Regions from separate parts of the Homo sapiens genome. Here region 2 is linked to region 1. The links are chromatin loops, found by intact Hi-C in ENCODE. Cell type or tissue: IMR-90. All regions are shown on one strand. Links, peaks and the distances in the headings refer to the core of each region. The heading gives the core; the rest is flanking DNA.

Region 1 (8,339 bases), core at 159-8,158:
CTGGGACACGGCATGAGCTTGGCACACTGTAACTTCCGTCTTTTCTCCCTCTCCCGTACAAAGGTTTGGACATGTGAGGAAGCCTGTCTGTCATACACAGACTTGTACTTAATGAGGAATGAAATGCTAAACAGTTTGAATCTGTATACAAGGAGAAGCCATTAGAAGATTTTAATATGGTTATAGCCGTTGCTATATCCAGTCTCATCAATATCCAGTCTTCCATATATTGTCAGAGTCAATTTCTTGATTATATATTAACTATATAATATGTATTAACTATATAATGTATATACACACATAAAATGTGTACTATGTGTATAACAACCATATACATATGTGTGTGTGTATCTGAAATCATTGGCTCTTAATTGGATGCAGATATCAGAAATATTGGCTCTTAATTGGATGCAGATATCAGAAATACCTGGGGAGTTTTCTGTGTACAGTATGTCTACTTGCTAACCCCCAGGGAATATATCAGATTCATGGAGGAAGGGGTAGACCTTAAAAAGATCTCCGGCCGGGCACGATGGCTCACACCTGTAATCCCAGCACTTCGGGAGGCCGAGGCGGGTGGATCACCTGAGATCAGGCGTTTGAGACCAGCCTGGCCAACATGGTGAAACCCCGTCTCTACTAAAAATACAAAAATTAGCCGGGCATGGTGGCATGTGCCTGTAATCCCAGCTACTCTGGAGGCTGAGGCAGGAGAATTGCTTGAACTGGGACCTGGGAGTCGGAGGTTGCAGTGAGCCAAGATCCCACCGCTGCACTCCAGCCTGGGCTACACAGCGAGACACCGTCACAAAAAAAAAAAGATCTCCAAGGTCATTCTGACATGTCCATCACCTCCCTCCCTCTCCTGGTTGATCTAAATGTCAGGGGTCACTGAATCAAGGTCTTATGCTTTTTAGATGATGGTTGCAGTTACATTTTTAATTGGCTACAATTTTGCAAAAACAATCACCATTAGTTGAAGTGTTTGGCCAAGAAAAGTACATTATATACCAAGACATATTCCTTCCTGTCATATACTGTATACTACCTGCTGTTCTTTTTTTCCTGTGCATATACAGGTCCATTCTGTTCTGCATCAGTAGAAACCATACCTGTTTGCCATTGTGAGTTACAGATGACAGAATGGTCCTCAGTGTCTTGAAGCCCATTGCGATGTCCAATAGGTGAGCAGCAAAGAAGAAGTTATTGTAGTGGCCCAGGACTGACATGGTTGTATACCAGGCAAGGTAGAGAAAGGACTGGGAATGGAAGAAAGCAGACTTTTAAGCATGTTTGCCTCATAGTGTGCTCATTATAAAACATTTTTTCTTATTTTGGGAGACACACTGAGGATAGAGGGGGTTTAGGTGCTGAGGTGCTGTGAGCTGGCCCAAGATCTGCTAAGTGAGCCCCATCTACCTTATACCATTGTATAAGTGTTCCCCCAGCACGTATAAGGCTCTTGGTCTTTGATAAGCAATCCCTGAACCCTTCTGAGCATCCTGCATAGCTTGCTTCTCTGTGGCATCCCTGAACTGGGGTATAGAATTTTGTTTTTCCAGGTGCAGTACTTACGTTGTCAGTAAAAACAACTCCAAGCTTCCAGATATGGTACTTCATGTCTATGGAACTTAGCCTAGAGAAGAACAAGTGATTTTAAAACTTATAAATGTCAAGAGGTAGTTAAGTGCTCAATAAGGGGGAAAAAGTAAGTTTTTTCTCTCAGGTTTAATAACCTAAATATGGCTCTCAGCTTTATCAAGTTGTATGTGCTCCCCATGAGACAAGAGAACAGTTGAATCACATAGCCTGAATTTTTTTTTTTTTTTGAAACGGAGTCTCACTCTATCACCCAGGCTGGAGTGTAGTGGCGTGATCTTGGCTTACTGCAACCTCCACCTGCCAGGTTCAAGCGGTTCTCCTGCCTCAGCCTCCCAAGCAGCTGGGACTACAGGTGCCCACCACCACGCCTAGCTACTTTTTAAAAATATTATTAGTAGAGACGGGGTTTCACTATGTTGGCCAGGCTGGTATCGAACTCCTGACCTCATGATCTGCCCACCTCAGCCTCCCAAAGTGCTGGGATTACAGGTATGAGCCACTGCGCCCAGCCCAACCTGAAATTTTAATTAAGTCTTTATCTTTCAGCTCTATAGGGCATAAAAATGTATTAGTCTTCAAATTTTTAAGGCAGTGCTCTCCCAGTGTTAGAACCTAGAAGAAACACCTAAGCCAGACCACAGCCTGAGAGAACAAAGACACGGTTGTGATTTTTTCCTATGGAAAAGCAAAGATCTATCTATTTTAGCTGCTTTGGATTTGAACTCCTAAGCTTTTTGTACCATGACACCAGAGAAGCCGCTTCTGCTTTGGTCTCTTCTACTGGGCTAAAGTCAAGAGCATTTTTGTCCAAACCCAGAAGTTCAGCAATGCGTTCTGCTCCGTAGAGATCTCCATACTTGTTGATCACCTGAAGCAAAGGATGACAGGGTGAGCTCAGGCCACACGCCACCACCAAATATTTTCTAGCTCTGGGGTCTTCAGAGCTTTGCTGCCCTATGGGCAATCTTCCAAGGGGTAGATGAAGACATAGTTCAAAATGCAGAAAAAAGAGAAAACCCAGAGAAAAAAGCAATGAAGACAATTAAATGATAACTGTTTTTTAAGCTGATACTGATATCTTGATTTGCAGGGGAGAAAACATCTACTATGCAGAAAACAATGAGGACTGTGTTAACTTGTTTAAGGCAGATGAGTATATGAATGAAGCCAAAAACCTACATATGTTCATATCCAACCCCTTCTGTGACTTACTCTTCTTGAGATATTATCATAAAAGTAGCATCACATTTACTCATGTTTGTATGTGGAGAACTTAAAAAACATACACCACATTTTTTGGTGATCACGGAACTCACCCCCACTAACAAGGCATACCTTTCTCTTTACAAACTTGTCCCAGTAGTTATTAGGAAAAGATCTGAAAAACAAAACGAAAAAGGTTGGTTCTTCATTCTTAACATCAAGGAAAACACATCAAGAAACGTTTCAGTTTGAGTGCCTGGATCTGGGATCTTTCTGGTTTGTGTCCTGCTCACCAAAGAATTTTAAGATCTGATTGAAGTTCAGAGTCATCACAGGCTCTACTGAGTCATGTATGGCTTCATTACTTTGTATTGGCTTTTGAAACACTCAGAAGGCCACTGGGCAGTTTCTGCCTCAGAATTATGATTTGGAGCCAAGAATTGTGATGACAGATTAGACAGAGACAGTTGTATGTTTCTAAGTCCTTTCCCTAATCCCAGTATAACCAGAAACAAAATGCTACAGAAAACACAGGCATTCCATTCAATGAGTCACTACTTTATGTCACCTACTGGGGTAGATAATGGCGATGCGGGATGTGGGGTGTGGTAGAAAGTGTAGATAAAGTCCCTAACTATATGCAGTTTCCAGTCTGGGAATCACCTTTAGTTTATTTACATTGGATTTTTTAAGCTGAGTGTTTTTCCACTCTATTTTCTATTCCCACGTAATGCCACAGGGCCTGCTTTCCTCCAGGAGTTGGATCCCTTTCTTTTTTGGAGATGGTTCTGTACCATCCCCTAGCATCCCCAGAGAGATGATCTTTCTTCTCTCTGTAGCTTGTACCAGCTCCACTGCAAATATTTCTTACTGTTAAAGTTAAGAAAGAACTGTCATCTTCAGGAATGCTTGCAAAAACCATTGAAAATATGTTGTTCCTATCCAGAATTACTGAATCCTTCCTGTGGGGGGGTTCCTTGTAAGACTGGATTGCAGCCTAGGAGTCTCTGGCCTTTGGTGCATGCATTCTTACTTTTGTTTTCCTTTATTTGATTCATTCTTTTTGGTTCTAGAACACAACAGTTCCCTATTCTCCAGAGACCACCCAAGTTGGTGATAAGGAAATGGAGACCTCCTACTATTCACTGACCTCTCATGCCGCCTCTCCCCCAACAGGGTGGCAGTATTTAAAAAAAAATGTTTTTTTTTTTTGGTTTGTTAAAGCAGTTTCTTTGTCTTAAACATTTAAATGCCACTTGAAAGCAAAAACAAATGCTGGTGTTACAGAGTAAACTGCTAATATTTTATCTCTGGGGGATGAAAATAACAATTATTTTGACTTTCTTCCTTGTACATTGCTCCTTGATTTTTTTATGCACTGCATTTAAATTGAAAATAAAACAAATAAAAATCAAGCCATGCGCTCTCTGCCACACTGATACCTCCTTTCTCTTAAATCATTTATACAAATGGTAACATACAACTCAGCCTGGTCGCATTTTCTCCTAAGCAGAAGATTCCACGAGTGATGCTGAAGGGCCAAGGACCACAGGCTCTGGGCATGACCCCTTCATAGATGCGGTCTTACCTTCATCTGAGCATTCTGAATTTCTTGTCCCCTGACTAGGTATGCAAACTCCTTGAAGGTAGAAAACAGATTTTTTACTTGTTACGAGTCCTTAAAGTGTGGCATAGAGAACAGACCTTCAGAAGGAAAGTGCATAAATAAAGAGTACATCTGTACATGAATGTTCAGGGAAAAAGTACAAGATGCTTAACCCATTTAGTAATCAGGGAAACATACAATGAGGTGCCACTATACACCTACTAGATCAGCAAAATTATCTGCCAGCAATAAGTGCCAGCAAATAAGCAGAGAAGAAGAAACTCGAATATAGTACTGTTTGGAGCATAAATTGGGACAAACATTTTGCATATCCTACTATTCAGCAAATTTCTCTCCTGGGTCTATACTCTAGAGAAATCCTTCAACTTGTGTATCAGGTATAAGAATGTTCACTGTAGCACTGTTTATAAAAGCCAGAAACTTTAGAAAACAAGTTGAAATATCTACTGTCAGGAAAATTGATCAATGTGATAATATACATAATGGAAAATGCTACAGCTTTGAAAATGAACAAACTATAGCTATATACATCAACATAGGTGAGTTCCCAAACAATGCTAAAAAAAATTCAAGTGACAGTATAATGTATATAGTATAATTCCACTTATATTAAGTTCCAAATAGTCAAAATAGTCAAAATATATTTAGGGACAAATACCTAAGTGGGAAAACTATAAGGCAGGAGAATGAATATCACTAATATCACTGATTGCTAATTATTTAAGAATTAATATTACTAACCACTAATGAACATCAAAAATGTAGATAGCTGTGGGTTGGGAAGATATAATCAGGGAGGATAATACAGGGGATTTTTAAGCTCTCAGTAATGTTCTATTTTTTTAACCTTTTTGGTTTATAATTATACTGTAAAATGTACATATACATTTTATATGTTCTTATGTGTGCTTAACAATATAAAAGTAAAATGTTTAAAAAGAAAGCTCCCATGACATACAGTTAACTGAAAAAAAGCACGTTACAAAACATGAACATGTACTATGATGCCATTGTGAAAAAAAATTAAACATTGGTCTATCTAACATTTTAAAAAATAGCTATTTATTTATGCATTTCCTACTCATGGACGTTTAAGCCACTCTAAGTAAAAAATATTGGGAAATACCTTTGTTAGGACATTTTAGTGTACTTGTCTCATTATCTCCTTAGGATACATTGCTAGAAATTGAACTGCCTTCTTTTTTTTTTTTGAGATGAAGTCTTGCTCTGTCGCCCAGGCTGGAGCGCAGTGGTGTGATCTCAGCTCACTGCAACCTCCGCCTCCCAGGTTCAAGTGATTCTCCTTGCCTCAGACTCCCAAGTAGCTGGGATTACAGGCGCCCACCACCACGCTCAGCTAATTTTTTTGTATTTTTAGTAGAGACGGGGTTTCACTATGTTGGCCAGGCTGGTCTCGAACTCCTGACCTCATGAACCACCCGCCTCGGCCTCCCAAAGCGCTGGGATTACAGGCATGAACCATTGTGCCTGGCCGAAATTGAACTGCCTTCTTACTGGGACTTTTAGGCCACATGCCCCTGTATAACAAGACGCAGGCATTACTGATGATTGCACAAAGCTTACCAAAGGATTAAACTATTCAATAGTGTCTAAGACTTCTGTAATGTAATGACAAAGCATCAGAAACAGTGCTTTTCCTTGTGTGAGAAGATTGGCAGGGGACCCGCAGGCAGGGACAGACTTAGGATGTGAGGATGTGCCTGTTCACATTTTCCCCCTTCTAAGGGAAGAGGCTTCCTTTTCTGGAGAATATAAAGAAATAAATATCCTTAGTTGTACCTTTGCAGAGCTGCTTCTCAGTTTGCCTGATCATCTTTGGATAGGACACAGCTTTCTTCCCCTGGAGTCAGGGTTGCTGTTTCTTAACATGCCTATCTTAATTGGCACACCTAAGAGTTTCAACACAGTCACCTTTGTTTACTATTTGGCCCTATTTCTTTTCTTTTGCCACATTAATTTATCTTGAAACTGTCACTTACTTGTGAATCAACTGTCATTAGAGTGTGACATTTGCTAATGGTGATGGCCACTTTTTGGATAGTTACAGGAAAGAAAAGAGAATGAGTAACAGCTTAATGCCTACCACGTGCCAGGCATTTGCCAAGCATTTGACACATACATTCATTAATCCTCTGCAGGATGATATTCTCATCCTTCTATTACTGATGAGGAAACTAAGGCTGAGAAGGCTTGATTACCTTGTGCAAGTTCACAGACCAGTAAGCGTCAGAGCCTTGGTGTCACCTGCCTGTCAATCAGTGCTCTTCCTTCTTCCCACCACAGTGCCACATGCCTACAGGAAGGCAGGCTTGCCTCCACAGGTCTTCATATCCCTACCAGACGGCTCTATTTACCTGCCCATGTAATTGCCTCTCAATCTTACGTTAAGACGAGGTCTCTTACCAAGCAGGCTATTTGGTTAAGAGGAGGACTTCAGGCCGGGCGTGGTGGCTCATGCCTGTAATCCCAGCACTTTGGGAGGCTGAGGTGGGTGGATCACCAGATCAGGAGATCGAGACCATCCTGGCTAACACGGTGAAACCCCGTCTCTACTGAAAATACAAAAAAATTATCCAGGCGTGGTGGCAGGCGCCTGTAGTCCCAGCTACTCGGGAGGCTAAGGCAGGAGAATGGCGTGAACCCGGGAGGCAGAGCTTGCAGTGAGCTGAGATCGCGCCACTGCACTCCAGCCTGGGCAACAAAGGGAGACTCTGTCTCAAAAAAAAAAAAAAAAAAAAAAAAAAAGAGGACTTCAGAGATGGCAGTTATAGCAGTGCTGTGCCATGGAAGGCTATGGAAAAGCTGAAGCTGATCAACTTGATCTCTAGACGCCTTGGCCACTTAAGCCCTGGAAACACTGTGTGACTCGAACATGGAAAACTAGTTTAAGCAATATTGTACTGGACTGTCTGGTCTAAATCAAATATATTCAGTACTTTCTGATAATATCTTCTGTCCCCATTAAACTAATAGAAGTCTATACAAGTATTTGATGGGCAGTAAGTGGCTTTATTGAAGAGGCAAGGGAGAAAAGTCCTAGAAATCAAAAGACAGTTTATATTAACCAGTTTTAAGGCCAGGAGGAAAGAGTTACTCTATTTACAGTAGAGACTCCATCTCCTTTTTAGGTTGGGGTAGAGGGACACTCACGGTGTGTTGATCACCAAGCGGTCCCACTGCCCCTTGATGTCATCTTCAGATGGCTGTTCGGTGATATATAGGCCATCAAACTCCAGCTTCCTGGCGATTTCTTTTTCCCTTTTGAAAACCACCAAAGGCACCTAGGAGTGGGAGGAGGATGGTTACTCAGAGCAGGCTTTGTGATTAAAGCTCCTGCTCCCAGGTATTTGTCACAAATTAACCTTCCAACTTCAGAGCAGCAATCTCCTTATAGTGGAATTCTTAGAGTGCCTAGTTGTGGGATCAAAGCCAAATGAATCTCTTTGGCTAAATACCTACCTACCTCTTTAAAGCTGATCTGATTTGGGTCACCCTTTAAGTTTTCAGTTAGATGGCTAATATTAATACAAACTAGACTCCTTGACCCATGCTAGTGTGCAGGCCACGCCTAGATGAGCCCCAGGGTTGAATGAGTTAGGACTCCTAAGGCTCCTCGGCTGGAGTTGAACCAAGATTTAGAAAGGACAATAAACCATTCTAGAATAGATCGGCCAGCCACAGGAATATGATGAAATGTTCCAACTCCCTTCAATGTACAGGGCCATATTTATCTCATGGCGTTGAAGGTCAGTTAATGAAACATGGTCTCATAGTTAGAATGAGAAGATTCAGTCTTTCTGTATGAAGTTTTCTTCCTGAGATTCTGTCCGTAAAGAGCTCCTTCCAGGTAGTGGCATACTTGTTTCCTACTATCACTCTCTATTCT
Region 2 (8,339 bases), core at 45-8,044, 130 kb before region 1:
GGAAATGGGTTCAACAATGGTCCTTCTTGCTGCATGGGATAGAGCAAGGTCATTTATCAAGGAGTTTTTTCAACCCTGTAATTCTGTTCTCTTGTCTTTTAATTTTGCGATAATTCTACAGTGTTTTACTTGTGTGTTAAGTGAGCACACCCAGTGTCCTCAGAAGGGTTAGGCTTCATAAATAGGCAAGACGTGTGTGTGTAAATGAGCCCTGTGGCCACTAGTGACCCTGCAACCACAGGTGACCTTAAGCTAACAAGCTGATGGCGGTCATCAGTGCTGTCATTTCCTGAAACCTACCAGTTGCAGGCTGTGTGTGAGATGTGTTACACGGGCACATTCTCTATTTCATTAAATCCTAACTTTAACTTAATAGGGTAGGTTTCATTATCTCTATTCTATACATGTAGAAACTAAGCCTTAGAAATAAAGTTCAACAATTTGTACAAAATTCTCATATCTCTTAGGTAGCAGAATCAGGATTCAAACTTAAGTATGCCTGGCTTCAAGGTTGGAATTTTTTGCACTTGATACTGTTCATTAAAATCGAAATATATTGTTGATTATCTGAAACTAAAAAAAACTATGTTTATTGTATATCACTGTCTAAGATACACATTTTTTGTTTCTGCAAAAAAAGAAGCTGTGTTGTTTACACTTGGTCTGCAGCTTCAGAGAAGGTTTGTGGTTGGTTAAGAAGCTGCCTTTGGGCTGGAGGCAGGCACCTGGACAGAAGCCCCAAGGCTTGGGAGCTGCAGCCAGGCCTCAGGGCACTGCACTGTGAGGCTCCCAGTTGTGTTGGAGGGTGAGTCTTTTGGCCTATGGAAGTTGGTCAGGTGGTTTTCCTTCTTGATGCATTTCACCTCCTTGTGTAGACAGTCACAGAGAATGTGGGTCTGTGTGGCCATAACCCAGGGCATGCAGACCCAGCAGGACCTGGTTAGGGTTTTCCATGGGGCCAGAAAGCTTCCTAGGCATCCAGGGTGTGATCCCACTCATCTTGGGGCAGCTTCTGCATGCAGCGCTGATTATGAATCTTCTAGGCATGCTTGTTTGCCAACTTGTAGCAGAAGTGGTTCCTGCCTTCTGGGGCCACACTGTTGCAGTTGAAACAAAAGCCCAAAGAGAGAAAGAGAGAGATAAATAGAGGAGGCCTGCAGATGCAGGTGGACCAAGCAGCTGGCAGCAGCCTTGACCTCAGTGGAATAATTCTGGTAGATTTGGGAGCTCATGGTTGGAGAAAAAAACCATTGTTCGCTGGCCTGAGAAGAAGGGGATGGGCAAAGAGATGGTCCCAGAGGCTGCAGCTGGGGAGGAGAGTGGAGCGTAATCTGAGGCTGGAGTAGGGAAGACCTTGAGTCTGTGGGTTTATTCCATCCTAACACTGTGGAGGCAAGAGACTGTCTGGTGGCTGTCCATTGTTTTTCTCTTTTCCTTTCCTGGCCTTTCCCTTTCCCTTCCCCTTTTGTTAAATAAAAAGCAAGCCAGCATAATAAATGAATTTGATCTTAGTTTATCAAATGAAAAAACCTTCAAATGTACCTTTTCCAACAGAAAGGTGACATATGCAAAAGAATAAAGCACATATGGGATACTGCATTGTACATTCTTAGTCACTGTCATATGTGGAGTGGGATGGAAAGAATATCCTCACATAATTTGTTGTGAGAATACTGCACTGGTCTCAGAATTTTCAGTGACCTGAGAATGGAATTAATGCTAATGAATTATGAATATATACTGTTTAATTTAGAGGCATTGAGTGGTGAGGATGTCAACATACTGCTTTTCATAACCTGTGGTGAGAATTCCTCTTGGAAAAGTAAATCTATATTTTATCTGTTTATTTAGCACTTGAAAAGAACCTGGGCTGGGCGCGGTGGCTCATGCCTGTAATCCCAGCACTTTGGGAGGCCGAGGTGGGCGGATCACGAGGTCAGGAGATCGAGACCATCCTGGCTAACATGGTGAAACCCCATCTCTACTAAAAATACAAAACAATTAGCTGGGCATGGTGGCACGTGCCTGTAGTCCCAGCTACTCGGGCGGCTGACACAGGAGAATCGCTTGAACCTGGGAGGCGGAGGTTGCAGTGAGCCAAGATTGCGCCACTGCATTCAAGCCTAGGTGACAGAGTGAGACTCTGTCTCAAAAAAAACAAAAACAAAAACCTGATATAGAGCCTTATGGTCATGATCTATTATATCCTGTGTATTGCACATGAAGGAAAATATTGTCTTTAATAATATTACTGCTGGTTTTTAAAAAATCATTAAGTTTCAGAAAGCTTGCTTTCTTTACCTCTTACTTTCTAGCTAAGTAGATAATTAATGTGGTTTTATATTTACCTTTAAAATTCTGTAGTTGTAGAGTCTTCTGCCTTGTGTTTATACAGAGTTTATAAAAATTTACAGTGGGCCGGGCGCGGTGGCTTACGCCTGTAATCCCAGCACTTTGGGAGGCCGAGGTGGGTGGATCACGAGGTCAGGAGATCGAGACCATCCTGGCTAACATGGTGAAACCCCGTTTCTACTAAAAATACAAAAATAAATTAGCCAGGCGTGGTGGCAGGTGCCTGTAGTCCCAGCTACTCGGGAGGCTGAGGCAGGAGAATGGCGTGAACCCGGGAGGCAGAGCTTGCAGTGAGCCGAGATGGCGCCACTGCACTCCAGCCTGGGCGACAGAGCGAGAGTCCATCTCAAAAAACAAAAAACAAAAAACAAAAAAAAAAATTTACAGTGAAATGTGAGGTTTTCACAAATAACCCTGAGAAACAAAAATCAACTTAATAGAATCCTAAATTTGTTATGCCATCATGAATTTCTGCCTCCATGGGGGAATGCTATGTGAGTTAGATCTGTCAGAGAGATATCAGGCACCTGGGCTTTCTGGCATTCTGCCCTTGAGAGAATCATGAACCTTTCAGTATTAGAGAAGAATCCTTAGAGATAGTTTTTTCACTGAACATTTCTTGAACTTCTATTTTTGAACATTTCCTAGAAATTAATAGAATGAAGCTTAAAAAGATTAAGTGACTGCGTACATGGCCACAGAATTGGGAACAGTAGTCTTTGGCTTCAAACTCAAGATTTCTAGCTTATAGGTACTTACTTACCAAACACTAAGGAATCAGGTGTATCATGCATCATGTCAGGTGCTGAGGGTACAGAAATGCCTACAACACAGTGCCTGCCTTTCAGAATATTGTTGGGAGAGCTGAATTGCAGTGGCCCAGACTGCTCCTGATGGGTATGTCAAGAATGCAAGGCTCTGACTGCTCTTTGTCTGAATTTCTCATAGTTGTGTTTCCAGCAAGCAACCCTGAGGGATGAGGTAATATCTCCCCCAGGGTTGCTTCTACTTACTCAAGGAACTTACTCTTACTGAAAAAGGAACACTGAGCTGAGGGCATGCACTCAGCTCAGTGTTCCTTTCTGGTAACAAAGGAACACTCAGCTCAGTGTTCCTTCCCTGTAATAAAGCCCACAGCATGTACAGGACTCTTTGAATTACCACTCTGAGACGGGGGCAATGAGGAACCAACAAAAATTAACATGAAGTTTGACTACTCCTTTTGCCAGAGACACCTTTTGTCTCTGGCCCAGGTGTCTCATGTCTTCTGCTAGCACCCATGAAACAGTAACAGGCTAACCTGTTAGCTTACAGATAAGGTGGAATCTCAGACCCTGCATAGTTATTGGCAAATATCTCTTGTGAGGTGATATAGATGTGAGGAAACCAACAAATACAGTTCAGTGTGACAGGTACAGAGTGCTGTGGGATACAGAATGCTGTGGGATAACCCAGGAAAGGTTCAGCTGGTCAAGGTCAAGGAGGCTTTTCTGATTCCACTGCTCTTGAGGTGAAAATATTGGTTGGTTCATCTCTTGAGGGTAGATCTTTTCATTGTTAGTGTATGACACAGGACATGGCACATGGTTCATGATGACAGAGCTTGCTGAATGAGTGAATGAACTGTTATTTGTGGTTATTGGGTGTGATTTACTGCATCAAAGGTCCCTATGTTTGCTACTAACGTTTGTCTCATTTTTAAAGACCGAAGTCCTGGGAAGATGTTTGTTCTTCAATGAAAAGCAACTCATATAGAAACCTACTATGAATAGGCTGGGTGCAGTGCCTCACACCTGTAATCCGAGCACTTTGGGAGGCCAAGACGGGTGGATCACCTGAGGTCAGGAGTTTGAGACCAGCTTGACCAACATGGAGAAACCCTGTCTCTACTGAAAATACAAAATTAGCCGGGTGTGATGGAGCATGCCTGTAATCTGAGCTACGCGGGAGGCTGAGGCAGGAGAATTGCTTGAACCAGGGAGGTGGAGGTTGCAGTGAGCCGAGATCATGCCATTGCACTCCAGCCTGAGCAACAAGAGTGAAACTCTGTCTCAAAAAAAAAAAACCCTACCATCAATCTATTCTAACAGGTGAGGAAAGTGACTGAGTTTGCAGAATATCTTGTATGTAGATTAACTTAATAAAATGACATTAAGGTCCAATTACTTATTTTGTAAACTTTTTATTTTCTAATACTTTTTAGATTTTTCAGAAGAGTTACAAAGATAATACAGTGAATTTCCGTGTACTTTCTACCCAGCTTCCCTTAATATTATTATTTTATATAACCATGGTATCTTTATCAAAACTAAGAAATTAACATTGGTATACCACAGACTTTATTTGCATTTCTCCAATTTTTTCCACTGATGTCCTTTTTCTCTTCTAACTCAGGATACCACATTACATTTATTCTTTGTATTTCCTTAGTCTCTTCTTATTTGTGACAGTTTCTCAGTCTTTTCTGAAATTGACACTTTTGAAGAGTAGACCATATTGTAGAATGTCCCTTAATTTGGGTTTTTCTGATTTTTTTTTTTTTCATGATGAGGCTGAGATTATGGATTCTGGGGGAGAATACCCTAAGATGATGTACCTTTCTTGTTGGATCATGTCAGTGGACACAAAATATTTATAGGACTTACTGCTGATGATGTTAACTCTGATCACTTAGTTACTCTTAGTTACCACTTAGAAACCTCCGTCAGGTTTCTCCCTGTAAACTCCCTGTTTTTCCCTTTCCATTTATTGTTCACTAGCAGCGAGTCACTAAGTCCTGCTCACACTCAAGACGATGCGAGTAAGCTTCATCCATGGAAGGAGGAATTTCTGGGCATGTGTTAAAAACAATGACAGTAAATAATGTTTTGAGGCTATGCAAAGATACTGTTTTTCCTTAAAAGTTCAGGGGAACTAGTTCTCTCTGAAGCCAAGAATTGCCTTGGACAAGAGGTCAAGTTATAATGACTAAATACTTGCCCTTTTTATTTATGCTTTACTGCAGATCTATCTGTATTATAAATGGTGCTATTCTTGTGTCATTGACCCTTCTGTCAATTTCTTTGAAGAATGGAAGCGTTTATGTTAACTGAATGGGGTTAATGAGGGTACGTTTGTAAAACAAGGTGAAACATCAATAATTGATTTTAATTTCTTCCTCATTAATCAGTTACAAAAAGCTTATTTTATCTTTTGTCATTTGTTGGTTACCAAGAAGCCATATATATGTGTGTGTGTGTATGTGTGTGTATATATATGTATATATATATATACACACACATACACACACGTGTGTATATATACACACACACATACACACACACACACACACACACACACACACAGAGTATGGACATATATGTATATGGTTAGCTATATCCCAAGTGATTTATATATCCACGTCTAAAATCCGTTGCTCAGAAAAACCTGCCTTAATGTTGTGCTTCTTGTGCAAGAGACAGTCATGGTCCATGCAGTTAAGAGGTGCAGTCTTTCAAAAATTATCCCAACAGGAGTTGATGGGTAGGAAGGAGGCATGTCCCAGTGATCCAACAGTCATCCCAGGACATGCTAACCATTTGACTGATCTCCCTCAGAAGTTGGGATAATTCTAAGGTAGCCTTTGTTGCTTTAGGGGTGTTGTCCAGATGGGCTGGTCCAGAGAGAGAGAGAGAATGTGGTTGATGTGTTTTTCGATTCATAAGGGGAAAACATCATGGGGAAAGCATCATGGTATTTGGATGTACAACATAACTACATTCTTTACTGCTGTTCTTGGAAATGCCATAACCTAAACAAATTCTTGTTTCCATTACTAAATTCAAAAATTTTGAGTCAGTGCAGTGGTAGATATGGGTAAACATTTATAGCATTTAAAAAAAATTGTAAAATCTTAAAAAAGGATCAAGATTTGGCAGTGCTGAGTTAATAGCAGTCAATCAAATTGAATTTGACCATTGGGACTGAGATTTGGCCTCTTAACCATATGTTATTGCTTTGCTCCAGAAAATATTTTAGTAGTATTATCAGAAATACTTCCATTTATTTTTTTCCTTTTTTAATTTTTATTTTTGGCAGAGCATAGCATTTGGTAATTCTTGGGGTCATTACTAGGGTTTGGATTGGGATGGGAGAGGGTGTGATCTTATAGGAATTTGAAATTGAGAAGGCAGCACTGCTGAAAAATGCATTAGGGCCAACCTCTGAATTAGATTGGCTTAATTTGTTGGGGGCAGAGCTGCAGATGCAGCTCTACATCTGCAGAGATGTAGGTGTTAACAAATGTGTTAAAATAACTCTTATTTAGTGCTGGGTGTGGTGGTTCATGCCTGTAATCCCAGCACTTTGGGAGGCTGAGGCGGGTGGATCATCTGAGGTCAGGAGTTCAAGACCAGCCTGGCCAGTGTGGTGAAATCTTGTCTCTACTAATAAAAAAAAAAAGAAAAAATACAAAAATTAGCAGGGCATGGTGGCATGTACCTGTAGTCCCAGCTACTAGGGAGGCTGAGGCAGGAGGATTGCTTGAACTTGGGAGGTGGAGGTTGCAGTGAGCTGAGGTTGGAGTGAGCCAAGATCGCGCCACTGCACTCCAGCCTGGGCAACAGAGTGAGACTCCGTTTCAAAAACAAAAAAACAAAACTTGTTTATAGAGTACCTGGCTAGATATTTGGTATTTTGTATACATTTTGTTTAAATTCAAAATAGCCCTTCAGTGTTAGTATTAGACAATTTTATAGATGAGATAAATTAAGCTCAAAGAAGTTAGGTAACAAGGATCACATAACTAGTGTGTAATGGAACTGCAGTGTGAATTCCTTTCAATCTGATTCCAAAACCCATGACTATTCTTTATATTGCACTCTCGCCCCCTGTGGTATGCATACAGTTGGCTATGCAGCAGTAGGCCCTTTTGGTGTATTGTATAGAAAATGAGCCATTTCATTGTTTGGGAAACTTGTGTTTCCTCCCCTTCCCCCCATTTTTAGTATCTGTTAAAAGAAGAAAGCTTTTGGCTACTTAAAAAAACTTGGTTATGTTTAGTTTGGTGCCTTTTGATCTGGTCATGACAATGGGAGCAATACTCTTATGCTTGCTACTTGTTTCATTTAAACTGAAAAGTCCGGAAAAAATATATTAGTACGCAGGAGTGCTAACTTGCAAATGAGTTTTTCTTGACTGCTAATAACTCAAGCAAAAAGATAATTATGTGTTATAAACTGTGCATGCGGAAAGTGAAATGAAATTCATCCGCTTCATATTTTTTAGGAAAATTGATAAGGCATCGCTGTTAATATTTTTCACATTACCTTTTGGATTTCTTAATTCAGATATTTTCTCTCCACAATTTTGAGAGAAAATTAAGAGGGGTTGCTGTCCAAAACTGGGGAGTCTTGGAATCAAGTTGTGATTGTATGTTTATATAAAAACTCAGTGTGACCTCAGCAAGTCACAGCATTTTTTCAATTTGATGATCTCTATTTTAAAGTGAGAAAGTTTTTACTTGCAGAGTGTTTCTGAATCCTATGTTAATCTTTTTTAAGTTCTGATTGGAGGCTCTAGTGATACGATTTTTAGGGCAGGCTACATTTAGCTGTATTTTTTCCATTATATTTTGAAGTCAGAATGGTATTGCAAGTTAGTAATTTTCATACTCTTGTTGATAATGTTTTGCATATGGTACACATGGGATTTGGGAACTAGTTAAGGTCCTTGCCTACACTCTGCTTAGAGCAAGAAGTAATTTGGGGTTCTCCGTGTACAGATAATGATAAATGGGCCAAGTTGTGGGGCAGGTTTCACTTTAGACCTTGCCTCTCTTTTCTGTGTGTCACTCCCTTTTCTTTCTTATGTGCATGACTACCTACTGTAGTGCCCAAGGCTTTAATATACTCATTGATGCCTTTTGCCTGATCTCCCAGGATACCCATACATGTATATTTAATATTCGTAGTTTGTGCTCATGTCATATATGGCCATCAGCCCACAAC

Evidence for each region. Peaks named below come from ENCODE experiments on the same cell type or tissue, not always from the same donor. Only the 100,000 strongest peaks of a DNase experiment are listed, where the experiment ranks them.
Region 2: it touches region 1 in a loop (2.4-fold over the local background); 1 of 110 quality-filtered maps calls a loop at or near these places.

The regions. Positions count from the first base shown.
Region 1 is chr15:33,847,686-33,856,024 of GRCh38, reverse strand. RYR3 (ryanodine receptor 3) reads right to left here. Exons shown (of 104, transcript NM_001036.6): 94 at 7,604-7,734; 95 at 2,938-2,980; 96 at 2,343-2,470; 97 at 1,576-1,636; 98 at 1,113-1,259. It also overlaps a transcript of AVEN not described here. Among named protein-coding and RNA genes, the nearest start is that of CHRM5, 120 kb to the left of the region's middle. RefSeq lists an enhancer at 1,844-3,043. In IMR-90, for the core only: no CTCF peak of the experiment used is centred there; a DNase peak (open chromatin) is centred at 3,234.
Region 2 is chr15:33,980,486-33,988,824 of GRCh38, reverse strand. The region is part of intron 2 of AVEN (apoptosis and caspase activation inhibitor); the gene reads left to right. The region is part of intron 1 of CHRM5 (cholinergic receptor muscarinic 5); the gene reads right to left. Among named protein-coding and RNA genes, the nearest start is that of CHRM5, 16 kb to the right of the region's middle. RefSeq lists enhancers at 480-979, 3,086-3,609. In IMR-90, for the core only: no CTCF peak of the experiment used is centred there; a DNase peak (open chromatin) is centred at 3,324; H3K27ac peaks cover 287 bases.